Regions from separate parts of the Homo sapiens genome. Here region 1 is linked to region 2. The links are chromatin contacts, found by Hi-C in ENCODE. All regions are on one chromosome and are shown on one strand. The core of a region is the stretch at or near the end of the contact, and the rest is flanking DNA. Distances in the headings are between cores, read along the strand shown.

Region 1 (5,975 bases), core at 1,728-4,227, 3.6 Mb after region 2:
TTTCTTAATGTCAGCACTGTTGACATTTTGTTGTGGAGGATGTCCCGTGCATTGCAGATGTTTAACAGCATCTCTAGCCTCTACTCACTAGATGCCAGTAGGACACTTGCCCTTCCTCTTTGGCTGTGGCAAAAAAAATGTCAAGAACCACTGGTCTAGATCTAAAGTTAGATCCCAACATGTTCCAGGGTATAATAAAAGATCTGACCTGGGAGAAGGGTTTCATACCAAAAAAGTGCAAGATTTTGCTTATTTATATTGGCAGAAGACTATAGAAAATGATAATGAATTCCAAGTGTGGCAGACCAGGGATGAAGGAATATTTTTGATGAGACCAAGATATTAATATGAATACATTTACCAGAGACCATAATTCACTGTTCTTGCTTTGAACATCTAGGAGTGGCTGTCAAGGTTTGCTCAGTTGGTTGATTGAAACTAAATAAAGTTGAGATGTTAGAAATCTCTTGATTTTAGAGGATTGAATTAAAAGACTTAGGGAAAGGGGTAACGAAGAGAGGTTGATTAATGAGTGCAGACATACAGTTAGATAGAAGAAATAAGACCCAGTGTTTGACAGATAAGTAGGGTGACTATAGTTAACTATAATCTATTGTATATTTCAAAATAACTAGAAGAGAACAATTTGAATGTTCATAGCATAAAGATAAATATTTAAGGTGATGGATATCCTGACTATCTTGATTTGATCTTTACACATTACACATTCATATAAATGTATCCAATTATCACATGTACCCTGAAAATATGTACATCTAGTATGTATCAATTTTTAAAGAAGACTTAGGGAATAGTACTGTATGAATGGATTTATCATATGTTACCCAGTCATCTCCTTTCAAAGGTGTTCTGAGAGGGCCAAAGGACCTTCTTTTTACTAAAGCATTGAGAAAATATAGGGAATGCCAGAATCCTTTAAAAGCTCTGTAGCTGCTATTCTATAAGCCTGGGGATAAAGATGCTGCCATTGCATGAAATCCCTAATTCCCTAATGGAAATAGTAAGATCCCAAAGTGATAGAGGCCAAGTGATACCACTGAGCCATCAGAGATGAGATATCTGTTGATACCATGATACCAGCAGGGTGTATCATATTGTTTGACTAAGGGGGATCTTTAGGAGTTGATAATTAATCACTGCCCCTATAATTGAAATGGATAGTCTGCTAAGATTCTACTTAATTTGTACAGCAAAAAATTTACCAGAACTAATGAAGAGACCTGAATGTCATAACCTTAAAGGAGATTTACAGCATCTTGACATTGGCTTTTTGACTCATGGCTATTATAATAGGAAGACAAAGTGGAAGCCTTTGGAACTGCCCTTATCTACTAAAAGATTAAACCAAAGGCAATACCATAGTCCTAGGGGAATTCCAGTGATTAGTGGCACTATTAAAGAGTGCAAAGATGTAAAGGTGGTGATTCTCCATCACACTTTCATTTAACCTTCTGTTTGTCCTCTGCAAACAGGTTATCTAAAATGTTGCTTTTTAATTTTGAAGTATTATTTGTATTCAAGTATCTTTATTCTATTTCATTGCCTGCTATTTTTACATTCTAGTCCCCATTTGTTGCCATGAAGATAGAAATCACAATTTCTACCCAACACTGTAGTGTTGCATCCTGCACACAAACGTACTTTAGTGAGCTCATATGTTTATGTTTATGTATCATCTATGGCTTTTCTTGGTAAGACAATGGCAGAGTTAAATAGTATCACAGAGACCATATGACCTGCAAAACCTATTAATAAAATATTATCTGGCTGTATGAGCACATTTTCATACTGCTATAAAGAATTGCCTGAGACTGGGTAATTTATAAAGGAAAGGGGTTTAATTGACTCACAGTTCAGCGTCGCTGGGGAGGCCTCAGGAAACTTACAATCATGACGGAAGGTGAAGGGGAAGCAGGACACCTTCTTCGTTAAGGAGAAGTGCCCAGTGGAGGGGAAAGAGCCCCTTACAAAACCATCAGATAGCTTGAGAACTCACTAGCATGGGGGTAAACGGCCCCCATGATTCCATTACCTTCATCTGGTCTCTCTCTTGACACGTGGGGATTATGGAACTGCCCCCATGATTCAATTACCTTCACCTGGTTTCTCTCTTGACACGTGGGGATTATGGGGATTACAATTCAAGATGGGATGTGGTCGGGGACTCAGAGCCTAACCATATCACTGGCCCTTTACTAAAAAATTTACTAATTCTGTCTCCCGCTTTAAATTATGAAAGGGACAATTACAGTACTGGTGGAAAAACATTGCTGGAGTGCTTTAGTGAAACCAATTATTTAGGTAGCAGCATGCCACGGTTATGGCTTAGTTGACAGTTACTCTACTTGTGAACTTCATAGGTTGGTGTACGATTCTTAACATGAATATTAAGTAGAGGCATTGAATGAAGATATTTTTCCAATTAAAATCTTGCTTTGCTTCTTCAGGACTTTATAAACCAGACCAGCTGGCTGTGGCACAGATACGAAAGACTTTGAGACCCTGAAGGCACCTTGCAGAACATCCTCAGGCTTCCTCATTTAACAGGAAAAAACCTGAGGCCCAGGGAGGCATCTCAGCTAAAAATACTACTATACATTTAAAAGGAGGTTTCTTCCGGTCGCAGTTGCCTTCACGTTTTCAAATCTTCTCTTTAAAAAGCAAAAGCAGGGCACAACCAGGCCAAGCGCCAGAAAACTCGGAATTGGCTTTATTTCCTTTTTTTCTAGTTGGGCTCGGTTATGATTTTCGGTAACGTACACAAATGCTGTCCTTGTCCATAAACAAACGCTTAAAAAAAAATGTTTACCCGAGAAACAAGGATAGACACGAAGCTGCCCTCCCTGCCCCGTTCCTCACCCTCTCCAATAGCTATAGGCGCTGCCCGCCGTCCCTAACCCGGACCAATCGGCAGCCTGCTGCGGGCCTGACGGGAGGGGTGGGGCCGCCGTTGCCAGAGAAGCCACTAGCCGGTTACTAGCTGCGCTTTTGTTCCACTTGAGCGGGCACTCTTCTGCGGCAAGCAGGTCTAGGAATTCGCCTGGTTCCCACCTCGCGTCCCTTGCCTTCCTTCCTAGTCTACCCACTGTAGTGCCCCCTGCGTCCCGCTCCCTCCTAGCCGACTCAGAGCACAAGAAGGATTGCCACGGTTTCCATTGCAGCAGCCGTGGCGCCTCTGACCCTTTTTTTATATCGCGGCGACGGCGGGCTGTCGTCACGACGACGTGCGGACGCAGCGGCGGGGGCGTAAGTACGCCTTTTGGGTTGGGGGCGACTTTGTGGGGAGCCTAGCTGCTGCTGGGCGTTTACCGCGGGAGCCCTTAGCGGTCTGGAGGTGAGGGCAGTGGTGGGTCCCGGAAGTAAAAGGCCCTCGCGCCCACCCAGCCCCCTCCGCGCAAACCCTCCACCTCCCTCAGGCTGACTACCTGGCCTGGGAAAAGGGCGGCGAGACTCACTCTTAGGAAGGGTGTGGTCCCCGGGACATCAGGGCAAATGTTAGCGTGAGGTGGGCTTGTGCAGAACGAAGTCCTGACCGGGCCGTTCCTGGATATGGTTGCATTTCTTTCAGAAATAGTGACCTCTTAATCATTGGGCTGGTTTTTAATCGCCCATCATGTGATATATCAGATTGTAGGAAGCCCTGGGGGCTTCGTAAGTGAGGTATATTACAGGAATCCTCAGGAAATAATTCCTTCTCCAGGATTCCTCTAGGTTCCAGCCCCTATAGGCGACCCCTGTAGTGCGGGATTGACCTAGGGTCGTGGAGAGTGCTAAAGGCCGACTTGTGTTCAGTCCCAGCTCTGCCACTGAACCCGCTGTGTGGCCTTGTCTAGGTCACTGAACCTTCCTGGATTCCTTACTGATAACTGTAACAGTAATCATCACTTTGGGGTGGTTGTAATACGAGATTAAGTAAACGCAGGGCCATTAAGGTGGCACCGAATGTAGGTGGTTAGTGAGTGGTGGTGCTTGTTGTTTACTGAGAATAACCATACTGGGGCTGCTGTTGGGGATAAAATCTATTTCGAAGACAGTTTCCTCATCACGCAACGCATAGTACGGTTTCAAGTGTTTTTGAATGAATGAGGTTCTTGGAGTTTTAAGTGCAACTGAGTTAAGGTTAAAGAAACAAACCGGGCCGGGCGCGGTGGCTCACGCCTGTAATCCCAGCACTTTGGGAGGCCGAGGCGGGCGGATCACGAGGTTAGGAGATCGAGACCATCCTGGCCAACACGGTGAAACCCCGTCTCTACTAAAACAAATACAAAAAGTTATCCGGGCGTGGTGGCGGGCGCCCGTAGTCCCAGCTACTCGGGAGGCTGAGGCAGGAGAATGGCGTGAACCCAGGAGGCGGAGCTTGCCGTGAGCCGAGATCGCGCCACTGCACTCCAGCCTGGGCGACAGCGCGAGACTCTGTCTCAAAAAAAAAAAAAAAAAAGGAAAAAGAAACAAACTGCAGAAAACCTGTCTGCTTTTGAAATTAGTTTGATATTCTGCTTATAGTAAGAATGTCATGATCATGTTTATGATTTGCTTTTTGCTTCTCTTTTTCATCTTCTTATTTCACAATGGATGTGTATTTATAGTGTAGTTTTTCTATCCCAAAAGTTCCTTGTGACAAACTTTAGAACAATGGAATTTAGTGATCTGGTCGCGGTCTGCTCTCTCTCTTTAGAATTGTAGTCTGTGCTTTTAGCTAGCTCATTCATCACTCATTTCCTTGTCCAGAACAGTTTTCATCTTTTGAATCTAAATTGAACTTATGAGTATTAAAACCTGACTGAATAAAGGCAAGTTTGTGTGTTACTTTTTGCTTTGTAGATTTTTATATTTATGTTTTAGTATCTCATGGCTTTTTTTTTTTTTTGAGATGGAGTCTCGCTCTGCCGCAGTGGAGTGCAGTGGCGCGATCTCGGCTCACTGCAACGTCCGCCTCCCGGGTTCAAGTGATTCTCCTGCCTCAGCCTCTCGAGTAGCTGGGACTACAGGTGCCCACCACCACGCCTAGCTAATTTTTGTATTTTTAGTAGAGATGCGGTTTCACCATCTCATGGCTTTTAATTCAAAACTGAGTTCCACCAATTCCTTACTTGTAATCTTGGACAAGCTATTTAACCCTTCTAAGATTTAATTTACTTATTTATAGCTTTTTAATAACAACCTTGTGAAGCTTTTGTGAGATGATGTTTATAAGGTCAGTCAGTGCTCTGCTCAGTAAATGGCAACAGCTGTCGTGTTGAAGGAAAGGAATATGCTTTATGTTTGTCTGGTACAGGATGGTGACTTTATTTGGGATTAGACAATATTCTGAACATCTTTGGCCAGGTCTTTTTCCGGGTAATTGGGCTCTATATGGACACTCAAAAGTGTCCGAGTTTAAACAGTAAATAATTTAGTCACCCTAACTTATATTTGAGAACCTAATCTATGCTCCCCACTGTGTTAGGTAATTTTTTAGGGCAGAGAGTGATGCGTATTATTTGTCCTCACAGTTAATAGCAAGTTTAAAAGAGAACTAAAATATGAGCATTTATGGAGCAGTTAAATTCTAAACTATATGATTCTGAAAATACTTTTGTTTAGAGTTCTTGATGGGCTGGAGAAATCAGGGCAACACTTTGAGAAGGAAATGGAATGTTGGCTTTGAAGTACATGCCGTGTTTACAGAACAGTCACTCTTGCTGTCAACTCTTCTTCCTATATTATCCAGTCTGCAGCCCATCTTTTAAATATACATCCTTCTTTTTTCATTGGAGAGAGGGATTACTAATTTGTTATCTAATCTAATCTCTCTGTATCAGAAAACGTTTTTTCCATTTTGGTAGCTTTTACGCATAAGATTTATTTTCCAGCTTTTTGCCTGTTTCCAAGATTCCTATCCTTTTTTTTTTTTTCATACAATTACCTCTCTAGTAAACGTTTGACTAGTGTCCAGAATAGTAGGGGGAAAAAAA
Region 2 (5,311 bases), core at 2,004-4,503:
CAAAAAAAAAATCAAACTAATGTGAATAACCCCTAACATTTTCTGATAGCACATTCCCCAATTCAAATACTATATATAGTAAGACAATATTAACACATAAATGATATATCAAGAACCAAAACAAGGACTGAAATAGGTAGAACTGGCCTTTTACATTGATACTATATTTTTATGCGCATGAAGAGAAAAGCTGAAAGAGGATACTTACCATTAAAGCCCTGATAAGTATTCCTGCAGGCGGAGTGTGTGTAATCTATGAAGACACATTTAACAAAAAGGAATTAGTGTGATATTAGCAATAATTCAAAATTATATGCCGATCCAGTAAAAAACAAGCACAATTTTTAAAATGACATTAACCCAATTATCTGCAAAACTGAGAATAGTTAAAACAAATAATTACCAATACTCCATTCCAGAAAATGTATCTCTTTTTTCTTCACTATCTCCCCAAATGGTAGGTTTATTATCCAAATTATGGTAAACATTAGTTTACAACACCTGATACATAATAACAGCCAAAAGAGGGGATTCAGCACTGATTTGTACCAAGTAACACAAAGGCAGATAGATTAAATTATGTATCAAATAATGCAAAAGCAAAGACATCTGAGAATTGTACGTAACATGAAATTTTTGCTAAGTTAATTTCTTTTACCATTTAATTTGCTCTTTAAAGATTTCAAGATCTTGGCCGGGCACGGTGGCTCACGCCTGTAATCCCAGCACTTGGGAAGGTGAGGTGGGCGGGTCACGAGGTCAGGAGTTCGAGACCAGCCCGTCCAATATGGTGAAACCCTTTCTCTACTGGAAATATAAAAATTAGCCGGGCCTGGTGGTGCGTGCCTGTAGTCCCAGCTACTAGGGAGGCTGAGGCAGAAGAATCACTTGAATCCAGGAGGCAGAGGCTGCAGTGAGCCAAGACTGCACCACTGCACTCCAGCCTGGGCGACAGAACGAGACTCTGTCTCAAAAAAAAAAAGATTTCAAGATCTTATCTGAGACATGCATATGCATATACATATATGACTGTGTTCTATATTCAAGCAGAATGTGTCATCACTGAAAACCATATTGCCAATTTCCTCATCAAAACTAATTTAACAACTGTTAAATTCTTTAGTTAATTTTACAAATATATACTGAAAGAACAGAATTTAATATAGTGGTCATCTGGATACAACAGAATCCTGCTACACTATACAGGAATAGATTCATATATGGTGTTAGTCAAACTCCATCTTCCAAATACAGCAGTGGTATATTTGGGCAGTGAGACAGGGCGTATTTCATCACTAATATTGTTTAGAATTTCTATCACTGACACTGTTTAGAATTCTGGCATATGGCAATAACAGAAAGCAGACATACTACATTTTATTATTGTTTTTCAATTCTCCATAGAAATGGATTCCCTTATTGCCTTGGGTGGGGAGTGGAAAGAACTGTTTCTACTGCCCCACCTCCACTTTGTTAGCCTCTGCTATACCTTGGGTGTTGGCATTATCATCAAACTACAGCATGAAAATACAATAATATATTTTTTATTTTCACTCCCAACTCTGGCCACTTCAAATATTCATAGTTTTTTGTTTTGTTGTTGGTTTTTTGTTTTTTTTTTTTCAGACGAAGTTTGGCTCTTGTTGCCCAGGCTAGAGTGCAATGGCACGATCTCGGCTCACTGCAACCTTCGCCTCCCGGGTTCAAGGGATTCTTCTGCCTCCGCCTCCCAAAGTGCTGAGATTACAGGTGTGAGCCATCGTGCCCAGCCCAAATATTCATAGTTTAAAGGTATCTACATCAAAATGAGTTAAAGTCCAACCAAAACAAACAAAACCACGAGAGTGTGCTACTCTTAAGAGCTGAACTTACTATTTCAAAGTAACTGAAAAGTATCTACAAGAGGGCTATTCCAGTCCCCTTTCACAAATCTGTACCTAGATATGAAAGCTTTAATTCTTTGTTGCATGAAATGTTATGAAAAATCAAAAGCTCATCGAGTAAGACATATGCTGAGATCACACCTCATTTAAAGATCATTTTTTTGGTGGGGTTAAAAGTTTACAGCCTACTTAGTGAACTGGTTTTACTTAAGCATGCCTGGTTACTCAGGATTAAATCCAGTTTAATCACATAAGTCCTTTCCCATGTCTCCCTAATGTTGTCACTACATACCACTTTATCTTGACACCAATTCCAAGCAAGGTTTGAAAACAAAAGTGAAGACCAAATTAATATTACTTTGTGACCCTGTAAAAGTGGTTTAAAGAATTAGTATCTGAGACAACTGAAAAGTATTGCTAAAATACAGTTTATTTAATCCGTAAGTCAAACACTTACAAGGCTGTGTACAGGTCTAAATGTGAAGGACATTTGATGCTTGCTGTGCCAAAATTCTGATTAACTTAAATCCTACCTACACACGATCCAAAGAAAAGTGCTTTGGTTCACATAAATATTTCAAGTTAGGGATTAATAAGCAGGTAATTTTTGGTGATAAACACCCCAGTTTACTAACCAGGAAACATCTTGCTTTCCATTTTGCATAGATATTTATCTATACATATCACTTACAGACACCCTTTCAACTCATCTTAAACCGGGACAAACAGAAACATCACTGTGAACAAGCCTCTGAAAATTCTATCTGGCAAGAAGTAACCCGAGGCTGAGGATTAACTAAACGGACGGTCTGGGTCGCTGCCCTGTGGGGCGAATGCGAGACTAGGTGGGTGAGGCCGCACTCGCCCGTTTGCCCGAGACCGGGAAGTTGGAGACGTCGGGGCAATTTCCACTACCAGGGGCCAAGGCGAGTCTGGGGCTCCAGCCCGGAGGCTCTCGCGCTCTAGGCGCGTCCTACCGGACACCGAGTTCTCTTGTCTCCGCCGGCAGCGGGCGCCGAGCGGGCCGAATCGGGGCGCGTGGGTCCCCAAAGAGGCCGACTCCGGGCGCTGGGCCCGGGGCGGGCGGGCGGCCTCCGGGCCCGCAGAACAAAGCCCACACGGCCATCTTGAGACGGTAAACAGACCCCCTGCGTAGGCCACCCCGCCTCCTGCCAGCTGCGCCGACCAGCCAGAGGCAGCGCTTACCGTCCTCGAAGTCCATGGCAGAGGCTGAGGGCCGTCGGCCTTGGCGGCGCTAGGCTGAGCTATGGCCGGCGGCGAGCGTCCGCGACCCGCGATTCCACACGATCACTCCGCGCGACCGAGAGCGGCGCGCTACCAGCCCGGGAGCCGCAGGCCACAGCGAGGCTGGGGAGGCGGGGCCGACCGGCGCTACCAGCCCCATCGGCGCGGCCTGCTATTGGCTGACGCGGGCTGGTGGGCGGGCCCTCGCGTGGGGGGCGGGAAGCAGGTCCGCTGTCACGCTCGGAGGTGCTGACCCTCTGGAGCCGCTGACGGGGAAGGAAGGTAAAAAAGGAGCGCTAAAGATTGGCGGGGGTTGTGGGAAAGCAAGCCGAGTGTACGGGAAGGGCCGGCTGCGGCCCGCCATGTTTGAACCTGGCAAGAGCGAAAGAAGCCGGTTGGAATGCCTTCTTCCTGCCCAAACTAATAAAACCGCATGCCTACCTTTTGCTTAGTATTGGCTAGGGATGACTAATCATAACATTTGTAAGTACTTACGGGGTTTCCTCCATGGAGACACAGAAGTCTGGGACGTTTCTAGAAGCCTGTGGCAAATTTGAAAAGCAAGATACAAAATAGCGTATGGAGTCTGATTATCGCTATGTCAATAAATTTTCTTAAAGGACAAAGCACTGAAATAAAATGGAAATAATAATTCTTTTAAAAAATTTTTAAATTATTTTTATAGAGATGGGGGTTTTGCCATGTTGCCCAAGCAGGTCTCCAACTCCTGGACTCAAGCGATCCCCCCACCCCCAGCCCCGTCTCCGCCTCCCAAAGTGTTAGGATCACAGGCGTGAGCCAATGCGACCCGCCTGGAAAGAATTCTAAAACATGGCCTGCTTGGCCACCGCCCAGGATCTGCAAGCTGCGCGCCCACAAGTTTCGGCACCCATTTGGACTTTCACAATCGGAGATGGCAGTGGTGAAGGCATCAACATCAAAAGCTACCAGGCCTTGGTATTCTCATCCAGTATATGCAAGATACTGGCAACATTATCATCAAGCAATGGCTTGGATGCAAAGCCACCACAATGCCTACAGGAAGGCGGTGGAATCCTGTTTCAGTCTTCCATGGTTCTTCCTTCCTGCGCTTCTTCCCCAAAGCTCTTACGATAACCAGGCTGCGTATCCTCAGTCCTTCTATGACCATCATGTGGCCTAGCAGGACTCCCCCTGCAGTTCTTCACATTTCAGAGGGTCTGGGCAACATCCACATGGCAGCAGTAGGATCCAGGCATCCACAAGAGAAGACCAAGCCTTATCCAAGGAGGAAGAGATGGAGACCGAGTCAGATGCAGAGGTAGCATGTGACCTGAGCAATATGGAAATCACCGAAGAGCTCCGCCAGTACTTTGCAGAGACAGAGAGGCACAGAGAAGAACTACTGCGGCGGCAACAGCTGGATGCGGAGCGCCTGAACAGCTACGTGAACGCTGAACACGACCTGTACTGCAACACCCGCCGGTCGGTAGAGGCCCCAGCTGAGAGGCCTGGTGAGCGGCGCCAGGCCGAAATGAAGCGTTTGTACTGGGACAGCGCCGCCAAGATCCAGGCCATGGAGGCTAACGTGCAGCTGAGCTTTGACAAGCACTGTGATCCAAAGCAGCCTAATTACTGGCCGGTCATCCCCCCGAAGTTCTGAGCTCGGGGCACAGGGCACCCAGCCTCTTCCTCTTCCTTTTGGATACGCGCTCTTCATCTCTCCTTCTGTACATTTCTCAGGGAAAGGGGACTTTGTACTGAGGTACAGGCACGTTCACCACAGTCCCAGTGGGCCTGTCACGGGGTGGATGTACTGTGCCAGCCACTTGGAGGTCGGCAGGACATATTCTGTTGCCAACATGATAAATTTTATCCTGACATAAAATGATAATTTTGTATATATTATACTGGTTTTTTATGTTGTCAGTAACAGTTCAATTCATTAAAGTTCTTGCCTAGAAAAAAAAAAAAGAATTCTAAAACATGAACGATGATTCTTTTTGTGATGACTTTTTATATACACATGATTATGTGTTCTTCTATATCTCCAAATTCTTGAGCACTTTCATAATGTAAAATATATATTTGGCCTAAAACAAGATTTATTATTTATTAATGATTAGTGTTTGTTAAAAGTTCTCTTTAGCCAAATATTATGTTTCATTTTCTTTGAAGATATACTTAGTGATGCGGAGGTGGGG

Evidence for each region. A loop is a pair of places that touch in the nucleus more often than their neighbours do. Pooled maps may share reads with other maps.
Region 1: a loop to region 2 is called in a map of B cell, with 24 times the contacts of the local background. The contact joins the promoter of ODF2L here to the promoter of ZNF326 in region 2. A Hi-C loop is called at or near these places in 2 of 168 maps with a recorded cell type or tissue (B cell and CD8-positive, alpha-beta T cell) and 6 of 50 pooled maps.

The regions. Positions count from the first base shown.
Region 1 is chr1:86,393,325-86,399,299 of GRCh38, reverse strand. It overlaps ODF2L (outer dense fiber of sperm tails 2 like), which reads left to right and starts at 2,977. Exons shown (of 17, transcript NM_001366781.1): 1 at 2,977-3,267. RefSeq lists an enhancer at 3,003-3,052.
Region 2 is chr1:89,993,052-89,998,362 of GRCh38, reverse strand. ZNF326 (zinc finger protein 326) reads right to left here and starts at 3,253. Exons shown (of 12, transcript NM_182976.4): 1 at 3,090-3,253; 2 at 209-253. The coding sequence starts at 3,105. It also overlaps the pseudogene GEMIN8P4. RefSeq lists enhancers at 2,538-2,587, 2,469-3,034, 3,035-3,601 and a silencer at 2,808-3,447.